Linked DNA regions of Homo sapiens: regions 1 and 2 are each linked to region 3. The links are chromatin loops, found by intact Hi-C in ENCODE. Cell type or tissue: Caco-2. All regions are shown on one strand. Links, peaks and the distances in the headings refer to the core of each region. The heading gives the core; the rest is flanking DNA.

Region 1 (5,714 bases), core at 420-5,419, 57 kb after region 3:
TATAAGGGGGACTCAGTACCCTCTAAATGTACTGATTTGATGTGCTCTCATTCTGGGATTCTGGGAGTTGAGAGCTAGCCTTGGGGAAAAGCAGAGCAGGCAGCTGCCTCTGGAATGTAGTTTAAAGCACTCCAAGCTTTCAGTCAGACCAAACAAATCATTTCTGCCTGCTACCAAAGTGGAGCTTCCTCATTGATATATCCTTTGGAAACTCTTGGAACACAGAATATGAACTGTCTGCTAAGGTGGTAAGCTCCCCTCTTTGGAATTATTCAAGCAGCATCTTAATGGACACTTGTATGAGCTACTGTACTGATGATTCCTTCACAAGGAAGGAGGTTGGCAGTGCTGACCAGTAAGGTCTTTTCAAACCCTTATCACCCATAACCATGAAGAATATATTTTTAAAATTTACTTTCAAAGGAACTAAGTTTATATTTCTGGAAAACTCATTTCTGTGGCAATACTCATTTTCTGATGTTGTCAGACCTAGGATCATAAAGGAAATATGAATGAGGTTTGGACAGTAAGCAATTGGGATTTTCTGTGTTAGAGATCGCAGAATTCTAGATCTCATAAAGTGTTGACAGTTTGGCTGCCAGCTAACCAATGATACAGGGCCAGTTAAATGAGGAAGATATTTGCCAGAAGGGCTAAGAATATAAGCCAGTGGATCTCAAACTTGAGCATGCATCAAAGCCACTTTGAGAGCCTAAGACACATATTGCTAGACTCCACCCCTGATTTTCTGATTTTGTATGTCTGAGGTGAACCTAAGAATATGCATTTCTGAGTTCCCAGGTGATGCTGATGCTGCTGATCCCTTGGCCACATTTTGAGAATCACTGATCTAGGAGAAAAGACTGCTGGCCTGGGAGGCGGAAGCCCTAAGTCTTTATGCAGGATTTGATACTAAGAAGTATTTCCCCAGGAAAGTCCCTTTTTCTCTTTGAGCCTCAGTTTTCTATAAAATGGGAGTAAGGTGGACTAAATGAGCTCTGAAGGACATTCCAGCTCTAAGATACTATATTTGAACAATACCATTTATTTAGCAGTAAATATTAATTTAGCCCATTTACTGAGTGCTTTATATGAATCCTATCATTACATCTTCACCAAGATTGCATGAGTTAAGCACTAGAATATCACCATTATACCGATGAAGAAACTGAGACTTGACCAGAGTTACATGGAGAGGGCATGGGAGATCAAGGACTTGAATATAGACTGAACAAGTTCTGGAGCTTGTGCTATTATTCACTCAGCTATAGATCCTCTCTGAGAACCTTAGGATCTTTTCTCTGTGCCTATCCCACTCTATGTTCCAGATGGAAAACACTATCAAACAATCTGAGAATGACCTAAACAAGCTGCTAGAGTCTACAAGGAGGCTGCATGATGAGTATAAGCCACTGAAAGAACATGTGGATGCCCTGCGCATGACTCTGGGCCTGCAGAGGCTCCCTGACTTGTGTGAAGAAGAGGAGAAGCTTTCCTTGGAGTAAGCTACCTGCCCCCAGTCCCTACAACATACCCTCCCTCCGACCCACATACATACTTACATACCTACACACACACGGGCAGGTATACATACACAAAGCCTAGCCTGAAAGTCAGAGTGCCTAGTTTTAGTCCCAGGCCTTTCAGTGGCTTACTCACTGTGTGATCTTGGGCAAGTCTCTGTGCCAGCTTGTTAAAACAGAAGGAGGATTATTAAACTGGATGAATTACTAGATGAATTAGAACAACTACTAGGTGGCTTTTTAAATTCTTTGTGTGATATTGACAATACAAGACTATGTCTATAACTCTTAAGAGATCATTTCCCAAGTCAGGGTCTAGAAGGCGATATCTAGAAACCTCTAAAAACAAAAAAGACTGAGCTTTCCTGGTCTTCAGGAAGTGGCCTGGGACTTACTTCATCTCCTGGCTCAGAGTTAAGAACTAGGCTTGCCTTGCAGAGAGACAGAATTTGACCTGGTAGAGGAAATCATTTCCTAAAGGTAGAGCAAGGTGTCTGTGGAGTTTGTGAGCTTCCTACTCTTAGAGATATGTCACCAGAGGCCTTAGGACACTTAATAGGAATACTCAAAAGAGCATGAGATAGCAGATAGGACTGAATACCCTTTAAGGATCTTGCTAGCCCTAAGATTTCTTGGTCTTCTTGGCCTATCAGAGCTAAGGACAAAGAGGATTACCCTTCTCATCAGACATTGGGCCTAGTACCCAGGGACAATAGCCTTGTGCTTGGGAAGGTGTGGGGACCTTCTAGAATGAGCCACAGCTCAACCCTTGGTTGTATGGCATGGAGTCTTTAAGAGGAGCAAGGTTCTCATTGCTTTCAGAATGATCTAGCCAGTGTCTCTCATCTCCAAAGTTACTTTGAGAAGCAGAAAGCAGAATGGCAGACAGAACCTCAGGAGCCCCCCATCCCTGAGTCCCTGGCCGCTGCAGCCGCTGCCGCCCAACAGCTCCAAGTGGCTAGGAAGCAGGATACTCGGCAGACGGCCACCTTCAGGCAGCAGCCCCCACCTATGAAGGTAAGTGAGCTGGGTAATGGTTGTGGAGGAAGCAAAGTATCCTCCCATGGAAGGGCCGTGGAAGGCTAGTTCTGGGTCTTTGGCTTTATTTATGCTGGGCCTTCTTTTAATGGCCTTTGCTTGTGACACAGTGGAAGGGGTGACATGGGTGTGCTGTGTTGGACACACACAGCACAGGTTTTGTTGCCCCATGTTCCCAGAGGTGTTAGAATGCAGGGAGATTTTCAGGCCCTGCTAGAGTGCAATTCTAAAAGTTAGAAATGACTCTTACACAAAGATGTAATGAGCATGTATCATAAATGAGGGAACCAGCAGGATTATAAAGCTGGTTCCAGGAGCATTTGGAACAAATATCTATATAGTCAAGAAAGGAGAGGAAGGCTGAAACAAATTTGCAAAGTTAGATGCAAAACTGGTTTACATCCCACAGGACAATAAAACTGTAACTTTATAGTTACTTTTTCTTCCAAACAGAAGTAATTTGCATCTCTACTGGGCAAAAGCCATTTGCAGCTTATCAGTGTAACATCACAGAGCCTGGGTCCTAATCAATTGGTAAATAGTCAAACAAAGAGACATTCTTCTAGAGCAGGGGTCATCAAATTACAGCCTACAGGTCAAATCTAATCTGTTCCCTGTTTTCGTTAAAGTTTTATTGGCCCACATGCATGTCTGTGTTTGCAAGCTATTGCAAACAACATGCATGCAAGCTATTGTCTATCACTTCTTTCATGCAAAACAGAATTGAGTAGTTGCAGCAAGTTTATATGATGTAAAAAGTCTAAAGTATTTGCTGTCCTGGCCTTTACAGAAAATGTTTGTTGACCCCTGTTCTAGAAAATTAAATAGTCCTTAAGTGGGCCTGTTAGACAATGCTTCATTATAATGACGAAAAGATGTGTAGTTCTCATTTTGCCTTACTTTCTAGTTTTGTATACTTTTTCTCAACACCATTCTCTGAACTGGGTTATGTCCTTCCTTCCCATCTTCCATGGCATCCAAGAATACTTGAGTCTACTCACTGATTATTGCTCTCTTCTGATGGGAAATCACTTTGCTTTCTGGGCCCCTGGGGAATCAGAAGTCTAAGTTGTTGCCTGGAAGAATCTGACTACTAACTTTCTTTTTCCTGTGTCCCTCACCAGGCCTGCTTGTCATGTCACCAGCAAATTCACCGGAATGCACCTATATGCCCTCTTTGCAAGGCCAAGAGTCGGTCCCGGAACCCCAAAAAGCCGAAACGGAAGCAGGATGAATAAAGAAAGGGAGAGCACATGAAGCTTTGCTAATTATAACCCCTCACCTTGACCAGAGTCATTGATGTCCTGATGTGAAACAACCCTTGCCCAACCCCACGAAGTCTCCTATTTAATGTGATGGAAGCACAACCCCTCTCTCACTTTGCTCCTATTTCTTTCTGCTCTTGGGATTTCTGGTTTAGGAAGAGATGTGGTTCAGGTGCTAAACAGTGTGTCTGATGATCCCTTCTCTCCCACTCACATTTCAACCCCTGCCCTTGTTTGGAGCTAAGGGAAGGGCAAAAGGCTCAGATATGATTCTCTATCTCTTGTGCCTGAGGCCTGGAGCCTAAGGAGCTGTAGGGTCTGAGGGGCAGGGGAGGCCCATATCTTGTTTCAGGTAAAGGACCCAGTATTTCCCCTCCTTGTACTTTTGCCTTAGGTTCTCAAGGGACAATAGTCTTCATGTTGGATTCTCCAACAGGCTGGGTGCATGTATCCCCCTACTCCTACCCTCATCTCATCCTTAAGGCCCAGAGGTAGCTTGGACAAGCCCTCCTTTTCATAATCATTTGGGAGGCATGGCTGTAATTCTTTAGCTTTCTCCACTTCTGTCTCCCACATATACTAAAATTCTTAGGTACTAGGCTGTGTGTCTTGGGATCTTAAGATCAATGAACCTTTCCCCAATATCTAGTCTTTGCAAATTCTAGTAGAAGATTTCCACAGTGAAATCAGTGAGCCAGACCAACTCTACATCTCCTGCCTAACCTACTGCCTAAGTCATTAGGGCTGAGGGCTCGGCTGTAGGGGCTTCCTTAGGCTGAGAGTGCCCCCAGGCTGACATCTGTGTTGGCTTTTGTTCAGAACCATTACTCTGGCACATGCTCAATGGTATATTGCAGGGAGGAGAGGAGTAGATTTAGATTTGAGTAAATGCCAATCACTTTACACATGAAGGTGGGTGGGACTTTCCTTCCATTCATCCCTTGCTCTCTTGGATCTGAACTCTTCTGGAGCCTCAGCTCAGGATAGCTGCTGGCCACTCCTGTCCTGTGGATTGTGCAGGTGGCCTTTCCTCCCAAAAGAAAAGGCATCAGGCTCCCCAAGCCCCACAGCTCTCCTTTCCACCAAAGCCAGGTTTCCTGGTAAGGTCACTCGAAGATAAGGGATGGGGATGGGGGCTGACTGACAAAAAATTTTAGCCCCAGGTCTCAGTACCTGGCTGGGGAGGGGGATATTTTTCCTTCCTTAAGTAGTTTTACATTGCCACAGTGTGTATGTGTTCACTATATAAAATGTTCCTCTGCTCTTTGAAAGTAAGAGTGTTGTGTCTGTACAAATCCTTTTAACATGCATTCATTGGAGTAAATTCTGAGTATCTACTGTGTATTGGATAATACAAAAGATGTAATGTCATTTACCTTTCTGGGTAGCTCTTGTTTGCTCTTATTCATTCCACCTTACAAATGAGAAAGCCAGGCACCAAGGACAATAATTTACCTAATTATCACAATAATTTCCATTTATTTAGCACCTACTCTGTGCCAGGTACCTATGCAAGTTGCTTAATATAAATGATTGTATTTGACTTCCAAAATACCTTACAAGCTAAGTATTCTTATCACCATTTTAAAAAAAAAGGGATACTGAACCTCCAAAAACTTAAAAGCTTTTTCAGAGTTAAACAGCTAGTAAGAGGAAATTGCAGGATTTGGAGCCAGCTTTGTCCAACTCCAGAGCTCATTTTTTTCTACTTCTTCTCCATGATCATTTTTAAGAAAACCTTTCTCCCTTTCAGAATGGCTTGATGATGAGAGTGGTTGAAATAACTTTGGAACTGAAATCAAGAACTGGGTGTCAAATGACTGATTCAGGGATATAAAGGCCAAGGGCTCTCTAAATAATATCCTGTACACTAATCTGTCTCTGTGCT
Region 2 (5,714 bases), core at 420-5,419, 220 kb before region 3:
CAATAAACATATGGAAAAGAACCTCAACATCACTGATCATTAGAGAAATGGAAATCAAAACCACAATGAGATACCATCTCACACCAGTCAGAATGGCTATTAAAAAGTCAAAAAATAACAGATACCAGAGAGGTTGTGGAGAAAGTAATGCTTTTACACCATTGGTGGGAGTGTAAATTAGTTCAACCATTGTAGAAGGCAGTGTGGTGATTCCTCGAAGACCTAGAGGCAGAAATATCATTTGAAATTTAACCCAGAAATGCCATTACTGGGTATATACCCAGAGAAATATAAATCACTCCATTATAAAGATATACACACACATATGTTCATTGCAGCACTATTCACAATAGCAAAGACATGGAATCAACCTAAATGTCCATCAATGATAGATTGGATAAAGCAAATGTGGTTCATATACACCATGGTATACTGCAGCTACAAAAAAAAAAAAAAAATGAGATCATGTTTTTGCGGAGACATGGTTGGAGTTGGAAACCATTATCATCAGCAAACAAATGCAGTTACAGAAAACCAGACACTGCATGTTCCCACTTATATGTGGGAGCTGAATGATGAGAACACATGGACACATAGTGGAGAACAACACAGACTGGGACCTGTTGGGGGAGGTGGGGTTAGGGAGAGCATCAGAAAGAATATCTAATGGATGATGGACTTAATGCTTAGGTGATGGGATGATCTGTGCAGCAAACCAGCATGGCACACGTCTACCTATGTAACAAACCTGCACATCCTGCTCATGTACCCCTGAACTTAATATAAAAGTGAAGAAAAATAAATAGCTGCCTTGAGGAAACTCAATGAAATTCAAGATAACACAGAAAAGGAATTCAGAATTCTATCAGATAAATTTAATGAAGAGATTGAAATATTTAAAAGAATCAAAGAGAAATTCTGTAGAAGAAAAATGCAGTTGAAATACTGAAGAATGCATCATAGTCTCTTAACAGCAGAACTGATCAAGCAGAAGAAAGAATTACTGAACTTGAAGACAGTCTACTTGAAAATACACAGTCAGAGGAGACACAAGAAAAAAAAATAATAAAAAACAATTAAGTATGCCTACGAGATCTAGAAAATAGCCTTTTAAGGGCAAATCTAAAAGTTATTGGTCTTATCTTTGGGGGGCCAACGTGGGCAGATGACATGAGGCCAAAAGTTTGAGACCAGCCTGGTCAACATGGCCAAACCGCATCTCTACTAAAAATACAAAAATTATCTGGGTGAGGTGACGATGCATGCTTGTAATCTCAGATACTCAGGAGGCTGAGGCATAAGAATCGTTTGAACCTGGATGGCTGATCTTGTAGTGAGCTGAGATCATGCCATCGCACTCCAGTGTGGGCAACAGAGTGAAACTGTCTCAAAAAGAAAAAACAAAGTTATTGGTCTTGAAGAGGAGGCAGAGAGAGAGATTGGTGTAGAAACTTTATTAAAAGGGATAATAACAGAGAACTTCCCAAACCTAGAGAAAGAAATCAATATCCAAGTTCCAGAAGGTTATAGAACAGCAAGCAAATTTAATCCAAAGAAGACAACCTCAAGACATTTGATTTTCAAACTCATGGAGGTCAAACATAAAGAAAGGATCCCAAAAGCACATCTGGCAACAGACTTTTCAGTAGAAACCTTAAAGGCCAGGAGACAGTGGCATGATATATTTAAAAATCTGTCGAAAAAAACTTTTATCTCAGAATAGTATATGCACCAAAAATATTCTTCAAACAAGAAGAAGAAATGGAGACTTTCCCACACTCAAAAACGTTGAGGAATTTCATCAACACTGGACCTATCCTACAAGAAATATTAAAGGGAATTCTTCAATCTGAAGGAAAATGATGTTAATCAGCAATAAAGATATCATCTGAAGGTACAAAAACTTGTTGATAATAGTAAGTACACAGAAAAACACAGAATGCTATAAAACTGTAAATATAATGTGTAAACTATTCATGTCTTGAGTCGGAAGTCAGATAATCCAATAAAAAATAATAATGTGAGCTGGCAATCTGGGCATCGTAGGATAATTTGTTTTGCCAGCCTCTTGGTAAGTTGAAATTATTTAGATAAGTTTCTCCAATTTTGGTGGAAAAATTGATGCGATTGGGTGGCTTGGTCTAGCAGTGATGTCATAACCTGAAGGTCGGCTTAATCATTGCCATAAGCCAATGTCCAGGCAGAGAGCTGCGGGATCGAATGTGTGTAATAAAAACGGATGTGTACGTTGATCTAGCAATTGCTGAAGTTGGAGAAAAAGAGTGAACAGGGCTGGCTCCAGACTGGACTAAATCAGTGCTGTCTCAAGGTTTTGTAGTAAATAAACAGAATATGCAGAGTCACTAGCCATATTTATGGGCTGAGTGGAAAAAGTTCCCAAGACCAGAATCAGAGCCCCAGTTTCAGCTCTCTGAGTGCTAGTAAACCTAGATCGAGTGATTGAATTGTGTGGTCTCCACCAGACTGCGGCTTTTCCATGTTTACCAGACCCATCAGTAAACAGTGTTAACACATTAGGTATGGGAGAGTAAACTATTTTTGTAGGTAAAACATTTACTAGACTTTTGGGGAATGACATAAATAGGTAAATTCCAAGGGCTGTTAGTAGAATATCACCCATAAAATGAATAACCCTGTAATTAGGAAACTTTTCTCACTGGGGAGCAAAGTTTGCTTTTAATTAGTCCTTAATTAACTCATTGGCCTTTTGTAATGTCTCTCCCTTTAGAGGTTGTTTTACTTAAATTGAATTTGGAGACAGATAACAACAGTGGCCATTATTAGAAAGAGGTCTTTCAAATTCTTACATTTTACTTAAATTTTAGCAGATATTTATAATCTGGGATGTCGCTTGTAAACAAGGAGCACAGGAGATTTTGCCTTGGGTTGCCTGCAGAGCTAGAGAGCTGAGCAGGCGGGTCCCTGGGCGGCGGCTGCTTTAGGTTTGTAAAGGCGCAGCTTTTTTCCTGTGCCATTTTTTGCCTGTGCTGGCTCCCTCCCCCAGCCGCCAGGTGGCTGTTGCCGGCCAGGGCGGACGCTGTAGTGCACGCCTCTGCTGGGGTGGACTTTGTCTCGCGCCTTTTGCCTTTCCCCAGTAGGCTCTTTGTTGCAGCTGCTGCCCTGTGGGTGGAGTTCCTGGGGGCACTTGCTGGCTCCATTTCTGTGAAATTCCCTGCTGCCAAGCCTTTCTTTTTTACTTACTGCTTGCTCTGCCTTGGCTTTGGCTTCTAATGCCTTTTCTTAACCCTTTAGGTACCTGATCGCTTTGCCATTCTTGCATTACTGGGCAGGCTAAGAGCTATCCTTTTAATTCAGCCTGCTTAAGACAGGGACTGATAGTTGTAGCATATCCTCTGTCTTTTTTCCTGTCTATTGGAGGAGGAGGCTCCGGTAAAACCTCCGTTTCCTCTTTGTTATTTTGGCCTGGTGATATTAGGGCTGAGGGAAGAGGAGGTGATATGGCAGGTGACATTTTCTCCTCATCTCCCTTTTTAGGCTCTTGTGTGTGTAACGGAGCTAGGGCTGCTCCAATTAAAGCCCATAACATTAAAGCTGTTACTGGGACCTGTTGCCTTTGTGCCTGATGTTGTTTAAGATTTCTCCCCATTGGTCCCAGAGTTCTACGTCTGGTGGTCCTTCTTCTGGGAACCATGGGCTTTGGGTTACAACAGCTGGCATTATAATTGAGCCTGTGAAACTGATGCTCTGCTAGCCTTAAGCAACTGCTTCAACACTTTTATATACTGTTTCTGTTGCGCTAATAACTGTTGTCCCATGATAAAACCTCAGCTTGACCCAAAATCCCCCCCGGAATTTGGTAACCTCGAGTGGGCACCAATGACTTACTGATTACTCACTGACTTGACCCCGCAGTTCCTTTTTTCACCCTCATTTTTTGGGGAGTCGCATTTCCTTCACGCTTCCTTCATAGCTTTCCTCATGAGGGCGGTCCTCACACTTCCTTCCCAGCTTGCCTCACGAGGGGCTCCAACTGCAGGGGGACTGTTTCTGCAGACCCCTGGCTGTCCTCACATGGGGCACCAGCTGAGGCAGCGCACCTTTCGAGGGGGCACTAGCTGCGGGGGGTGGGGGGAAGGGGCTGTTCCTGCAGGCCCTTGATTCAGCGACGGATGAGTAAAGTCCGCTGACACACAGATATTCTGCTCTGCCAGTCTAGCTGAGGGTCTGAGCCACTTACAGGCTCCAAGCTGAGTTCTGTAAACAGTTCGACTTGGCCCTCATCAAAAAGTGAGGCTTGCATTTATTCAGTAAGACTAATTAACAAAAGTTGTGAGTAAACACCACTAGAGAGTAAAGATTAAAGGCCAGGTTCCAGGCCTAAAGCAAACAGCATTTGGGGGCAATAAACTTCTGCCAACTCCCTGAGTAGGAGGCAGTAAAGTAACTCAGTAGGACAAAGGTGTTAGTCTTAAGCCCATATAAGTAAACATGTTAGTAAGGTAGACTTCCCACATTCCTTTGTACTTGCAACCTAATCTTTCTGGCTCCTGCAAACAGACCCTGGCTGCTTTCAGCCAAGCAATCTGAAGCTATGCAAACTCTCAGGCATTCCAAGAGAGCTTTTGACTATTACTATAACTATCTTTAATATTTTTTCCACCAGCCTGATGGAATCCTAACAAAATACAATATCTTTTCAAGACATAGATAGTACAATAAGATATACATAGATAGTACAATAAGATATACATAGAAACAACAAAAAGTTAAAAAGCAGGGTATGAAGTTAAAGTGTAGAGTTTTTATTAGTGTTCTCTTCGCTTGTTTGTTGGTTTATACAATCAGTGCCAATTTGTCATCAATTTAAAATAATGGGTTACAGGTATTTGCAAGCTTCATGGTTACCTCAAATCAAAAAACCCACAAAGATATGCAAAATGTAAAAAGTAAGAAATTAAAGCATAACACCACAGAAAATCACCTCCACTGAAAAGGAGACAGGTAGGAAGAAAGAAAAGAAAGAAGACCACAAATCAACCAGAAAACAAATAACAAAATAGCAGAAGTAAACCCTTACTCATCAATAATAACATCAAATGGAACTTGATTAAACTCTCCATTAAAAAGACAGAGTGGCTGAATGCATTAAAAAAAAAAAGACCCAATGATCTGTTCACTACAACAAATACACTGCATCTTTAAAGGCACACTAGACTGAAAATAAAGGAAAAAGATATTCCATACAAATAGAAACAAAAAAAGAGCAAGAGTAGCTACAATTATTGAAGATAAAATAAATTTCAAGACAAAAACTACAAAAAAGATAAAGACGGTCACTATATAATGATGAAGGATTCGTTGAGGAAGAAGATATCACAATTTTAAATATATATGCATCCAACACTGGAGTACCCAGATATATAAAGCAATAAATTATTAGGGCTAAAGTGACAGGCAACAATACAATAATAACTGGAGACTTCAACAACCGAAGTTCAGCACTGGACAGATCATTCAGACAGAAAATCAACGAACATTGTAGTTAATCTGCACTATCGACTAAAAAGACCTAACAAATATTTACAGAACATTTCATTCAAAGGCTGCAGAATAGACATGATTGTCCTCAGCACATGGATAATTCTTAAGGATAGACCATATATTAGGTCAAAACCAAGTCTTAAAACATTCACAAAATTTAAAATTACATCAACTATCTTATGTGACCACAA
Region 3 (5,714 bases), core at 194-5,193:
GGCACAGGCTCTAGCTTTATAACTTATTGTGTGGACATGGCAAAACAACTTTCCCTATCTGAGTCAGTTTTCTTCCTTCTAAAAGGGGATGAATCTACTTGCCCCCTTCATAGTGGTTGTGAGGATGAAATGATAGATTGTACATATCAGACTCAGCACAGTAGCCAGTACATGTCAGGCACTTAACGCAGGCTTGTTGCTTACCTCCTCCCCTTACGGGACAGAGCTGGGGCCAGTTCTTGGCTCTGGATCCACAGGCTTTGTGACTAACCAACTCAATGTTCTTTAAATACCAACTAGTGGCTGTACAAGATAGCAACCTTCAAGACAATAGGAAAATGTAGACACCAGGGAGAATTTTATGGTTAAGAAAGTTATTACATCTTGGATCCAAAGAAGAGAAGGGCTTTAATTTCTTCCCTGGAGAATGCTTAAAATCACTGTGGACATCCAGAATGACATGAGATTCATGTTCCACAAACTTCTCAAGCTCCTACAAAATACCAAGCCCTGTATTCAGCATGATCATGGGAATGATCTCATAGAGGCCTCCCAACAAGCCTCTGAGGTGGGCTCACTAGGTACATTTTTCAGATGAGGAAACTGAAGCTCAATAAAAGAAAGCACAAACTCAGAGAGAGTTCTGACTCACTTTTAGTTGGGAGTGAGTCACCATCTTCCTTTTGCCCAACGTCCAGCTCTCTAGGCCTGTTTGTGCACGCTGAGTAACTGCCTCTTACCTGGTCTCATGTCCTCTAATCATTCTCCACTTTGCTTCCAGAGTCCCTCTCTAAAATATTCCTCCATCCTTATCACTACCGTGCTTTGAAACATAAAATAATTAAACATTACTTGGTGCAGAATAAGCACTTAAAAAATGTTTATTAGGGCCAGGCGCAGTGGCTCATGCCTGTAATCCCAGCACTTTTGGGAGGCTGAGGCGGGTGGATTGCTTGAGCTCAGGAGTTCAAGACCAGTCTGGCCAACATGATGAAACTCCATCTCTACTAAGAAATACAAAAATTAGCCGGGCATGGTGGGTGGGCGCCTGTAATCCCAGTTACTCGGGAGGCTGAGGCAGTAGAATTGCTTGAACCCAGGAGAAGGAGGTTGCAGTGGGCCGAGATCTGTGCCATTACACGCCAGCTTGGGCGACAGAGTGAGACTGTCTCATAAATAAATAAATTAATTAATTTAAAAGTTTATTAGATAAATGTCTGCCTACAGGATTAAGTCCAAACCCTTTAGTCTGACATTTAACGTATTTCATAGTCTGGTTCCTACCTGCCTTTTCTAAATACTACATCTCCCATTTCTTTTTTCCACCTCTACACCTCATATAAGAAACCTATATTTCAGGCACTCTGAACCACTCATCCTTTCCTTTCTCTCTCTATTGTATCCTCACCTGGAGAGCCCATTCTCCTCTATGGTCTGACAAATTCTTAGTCACTCTTGAGACCTATTTACATCTTCTCTGCACAGGTTACACCTTATCTATTCCTGTATTTTGACACCACACTGTACTGTAATTAATAGGTAAATTTTCAGCCTCTTCTGTTCCTCAAAGGCAAGGATTTGCTTTTATTTATCTGCCTTGCCCGGTGACTCCTACAGTACTTCTTCCATTGACTGGCAAAGTCCGAGCTTAAGTAATTGTTTGTTGAATGGGTAAGTAGCTGGAAGTACTTACCCACTCTCCTTTCCCCCAGCTTTTGCAGCATCTCCCTCCTCCCATCCTCCTCTTCCCCACCCCCGCCCCACCCTAAATTGAATGCCAAAGTTACTGGTCCCCAGGCAGCAGCTAGCACATTCAACGTCTCCAAAGCTACTTTCCCTGCAGGGTTTCTTTCCATCCCCAAGGCGTAATTAGCGACTACCGCTAATCTTTTGCGGGTGGGTAGGTGCGAGGGCCCCCGAAGGGAGCGAATGGGTATGTCTCTCATCTCTCCAATTGCCTTCAGGAATATTTTTTTCTCCATTTTCCCACACACGGGCCAGACGAATATCCCCATTCCTTTGCACTCTTCACAACCTTTGACATAATTATCTATAACAAATTGATTTAAAGTGCGGCTGCAGGAAGGGAAACAGGCATGTCTCGCTTGGCCTTCTGGGAGTTGTAGTCCTACAGGCCCCCGGGCTTCCTGGCTGGCCCTGAAGCTCCGGACTACAGCTCCCAGGCCTCTCCAAGCCCCTACCGCACAGGCTCATAGCCCCAAGCCCGGAGGAGGTGGCTACATTGTGTCTATTGTATCCCTTGGCTGGTGTATTTGTACATCTCTCGGGACGTGAAATTGACAGTGAAAAGTATGGCAGATGAGCAAGAAATCATGTGCAAATTGGAAAGCATTAAAGAGATCAGGTAAGTGGCACGTTGTCCCCCTCCCCGCCCCTCTCCAACCCTTCGTTGCGGGAGAGGGCTAATTATCTATTGTTGGGCTGTTTGTCTAGAGGAGCTGGAAAGGGGCCCATTCACCACAGACTTGCCGGAGAGGTGAGGATGGGAGGGGCGCTGAGGAGAGTTGAGAGAGAGAGAGACCTCTTGCCAGATGTGGCTGAGAAAGCAAAGATGAAGAAACACGGGTTTGGTACCAAGACAGTTTTATTCTTCTCGAGGTGGAGGTCAGGGCTCTGCATTCATGGACACGTTTTTTAAAAGTACTTGTGTGCCCCAAGGTGTCTTTGGCTCCTTGCTCTTTAGGAGTCGGGATTTTTTTCCAGTCTCTTGTTCAACTTCAGAACCTGGAGTTCGGGAAAGGCTTTTGAGAGCCAAGTCTAGCGCATCGGGGCTGGTGGCTGCTGCCAGGGGCTGCCAACTGGGGGTTGCAGAGGAATCTCAGCGGGCGGAGCTGGGAGAATGGCGCGCGCTCGTTTTCCTTTCACTCACTCGCCACTTTCTTCCTTCCTATCCCGCGCTTGGGAGGGGGATGGGAGCAATGGGGACTGGGGACGCGGTCGCTGCGCTGATGGTGGGATCGCGACAGCTGCTCTGAGGAGCTGGAGGTGACAGGCGGGCTGGCAAAGTGGGAGTTGCCGAAGTGGAGTCCGCTACACGGTTGCTCCTGGAGCAGCTTTTGGCAAAGCGATGATATTGTCCTTGCTCAGAACACAATAGCGCCAGGCGGGCTGTGTGGGCTGGCACAAGGTCTTTCTTCACCTCGCCTTCTCAGCGTGAGCCCCTGCTTTGGCTTTTGCTCTCACTCTGAGAGTGGCCTGGGTCAAGCTCTCTCCCTGGAGTGTTTTCTGAGAACCCAAGGTGGAAGATGTCAAGTGTGTTTCTTTAAGAAATAAGACTTTGATCATGAGATTTAACCCTTAGAGTGCTGGATGAGACCTACACATGGTGATTAGTGGTGGTAGGTAAAGCACCTTGGTTTCTTCTTCTTCTTGAGGGGTTGCATCTCTCTTTCTACAGGAGAGGTAAAGGAAGGGAACTATCATTTATTGAGTCCCTTCCCGCCCCTGTGTGCCAGGCCCTTTGACCTACTTTTGCTCATTCAGCAAGAGTCCTGTGAGCTTCCTACTCCTCCTTTACAGCTGGGGAAATAGAGGCCCAGAGAATTTGAGTGATTTTCCCACAGCCACGCAGCTTGAAATTGCCACATTTTGTTGGTCTGCCTGCAAAGGTATTCCTTTTCCCACTATGTCCCAGGTAAAGTCTGGAAAGGAGAAGGGAATATGTTGCAATTTTTTTTTTTTTTTTTTTTTTTTTTGGCAAAAGCATCAGAAGCTAGCTAGAAAGTGAGACACCTTAGTACAGTAGAATGCCAGCTGTCATAACGATGCAGCTAGTCAGAAGCTTAGGCTTGCAAATGGAGAGCCTAGACTTCCACTCTCACCAAGCTTCAAAGGAACCACCACCCCATGCCCAGAGAAGGACCAGTTGTGAGCAAGGACTTTAATCCCCAGTGAAAATAGACCTCTCCCAGTGAAGACCATATGGAGAACCATGACTTCTACCCTTACCAGTGGTAACTAGGAGTTTCTACCTCAACCAGCTAGGATGGAATCAGCATAGGCCCAGAGAGAAGGCCAAACTTTCACCTCTAAACAGCAGTAACAAACAGCCCTTCTCCAAACTGGATGTCAAGAGACAGTGGAGAAACTGGACTTCTACTGTCCCTCTTCCATCCAAGAGAGTGGTAGAGGACTGCTAAAACAAAAGATTTAAATAAGATCCAGAGTATCCAACTTTTAATCAAAAATCACTTTCCATACTAAGATATCCACTTGAATGAGAAGAGAAAATAAACAGATGCCAATACTGAGATAACACCCATGTTAGAATTATCTGATAAGGATCTTAAAGCACCTGTCCTAAAAACATTTCAGTGAGCAGTTACAATACACTTGAAACAAATGATAATGTAGAAAATCTCAGAAAATGAATAGAAAGTCTCAACAAAGAAATATAAAACATAAAGAAGAACAAAGTGACATTTTTAGAACTGAAAAATACAGTAACATAAAAACCCCAAAAAACTCAATGGATAGGTTCAACAGTAAGGTGGAGAAGAGAGAGGGAAAAAATAGCTTACAAATATAAAACAATAGAAATCACTGTGGCACTATAACAAAAGCTTTAACATTTATGCCAACAAATTCCCAGGAGAAAGAGGGCAGGATTGGAAAAGTATTGGGAAAAATAATGACTAAAATCTTCCCAAATTGTGCAAAAGACATAAACATTTAGATTCAAGAAGAGGAGCAAACACCAACATAATTGACACAAAGAAACACACTCCAAAACACATTGTAATCAACCTTCTGAAAATGAAAGAAAAAGGAAACTTCTTCAAAACAGCTGAAGAGAAACAAAAGCTACAAAGGAAAAAAAAAATTAGAATGACAGATTTATCATCAGAAACTGACGATGCCCTAGCATTTTGTAAGTGCTGAAGGAAAAGAAGTGACAACCCATAAATCTATGTCCAATAATAATATCCTTCAGTATTGAATGGGTAATCAAGACATTCTCCAATGAAGAAATACTAAGGAATTTAGATATACCCTAAAAAAAGATGATAGTAAGCTCTGAAAACAGAAAAGAAACAATAAACAGTAAGCAAAAGCATGGTTAATGCAGTAGACTTTCTCTTTCCTCTTGAAATTTCTTGTATTTTGATAATTGAAGCTAAATTTATACTGTTATCTAGTGTGGTCTCAGCATATGTAGAGGAAATATTTAACACATTTATATTGTAAACTGGGGAATGTAAAGGGGATTGTAAATGTAAAGAGATGTAAAGGGGAGGACATGCTTCTACACTTCATTCAAGCATGTAAAGTGGTAATGTCAGAAGACTATTAAATAAATTATGTATACATAATATATTACTGAGAGAAAACACTGAAAATGCTATACAAAGAAATGTACTCAAAACATTATAAATAAATCAATATGAATTTTTAAAAAATGCTCCAGTCACCCACAGGCAGGCAGGGCAAAGAAAATGGAGAAACTAAAATTACGGAGAATGAACAGAAAAAAAAATAAAAAGGCAGACTTAGCCTTCATGTATCAATAATTATGTTCACAACAAATAGTCTAAATACCTTGCAAACATTAATCAAAATAAAGCAGGAATGGCCATCTTAATATCAAATAAAACAGACTTCAGAGCAAAGAAAATTCCTAGAGATGGATATTACATAATGAAAAATAGTCAATCTACCAAGAAGACATAACAATTCCAAATGTGTGTGTTCCA

The links. A loop is a pair of places that touch in the nucleus more often than their neighbours do. Peaks named below come from ENCODE experiments on the same cell type or tissue, not always from the same donor. Only the 100,000 strongest peaks of a DNase experiment are listed, where the experiment ranks them.
Region 1: it touches region 3 in a loop (5-fold over the local background); 2 of 110 quality-filtered maps call a loop at or near these places.
Region 2: it touches region 3 in a loop (3-fold over the local background); 2 of 110 quality-filtered maps call a loop at or near these places.

What each region holds. Positions count from the first base shown.
Region 1 is chrX:64,915,868-64,921,581 of GRCh38, reverse strand. ZC4H2 (zinc finger C4H2-type containing) reads left to right here. Exons shown (of 5, transcript NM_018684.4): 3 at 1,329-1,501; 4 at 2,378-2,540; 5 at 3,686-5,714. The coding sequence ends at 3,799. Among named protein-coding and RNA genes, the nearest start is that of ZC4H2, 58 kb to the left of the region's middle. In Caco-2, for the core only: no CTCF peak of the experiment used is centred there; no DNase peak of the experiment used is centred there.
Region 2 is chrX:65,194,522-65,200,235 of GRCh38, reverse strand. All of the region lies in intron 2 of ZC3H12B (zinc finger CCCH-type containing 12B), which reads right to left. Among named protein-coding and RNA genes, the nearest start is that of ZC3H12B, 160 kb to the right of the region's middle. RefSeq lists an enhancer at 3,320-3,820. In Caco-2, for the core only: a CTCF peak has its summit at 3,032 (motif pointing right); DNase peaks (open chromatin) are centred at 3,085 and 4,415; H3K4me3 peaks cover 1,091 bases.
Region 3 is chrX:64,972,976-64,978,689 of GRCh38, reverse strand. It overlaps ZC4H2 (zinc finger C4H2-type containing), which reads left to right and starts at 2,240. Exons shown (of 5, transcript NM_018684.4): 1 at 2,240-2,365. The coding sequence starts at 2,313. RefSeq lists an enhancer at 2,177-2,720. In Caco-2, for the core only: no CTCF peak of the experiment used is centred there; a DNase peak (open chromatin) is centred at 2,179; H3K4me3 peaks cover 1,851 bases.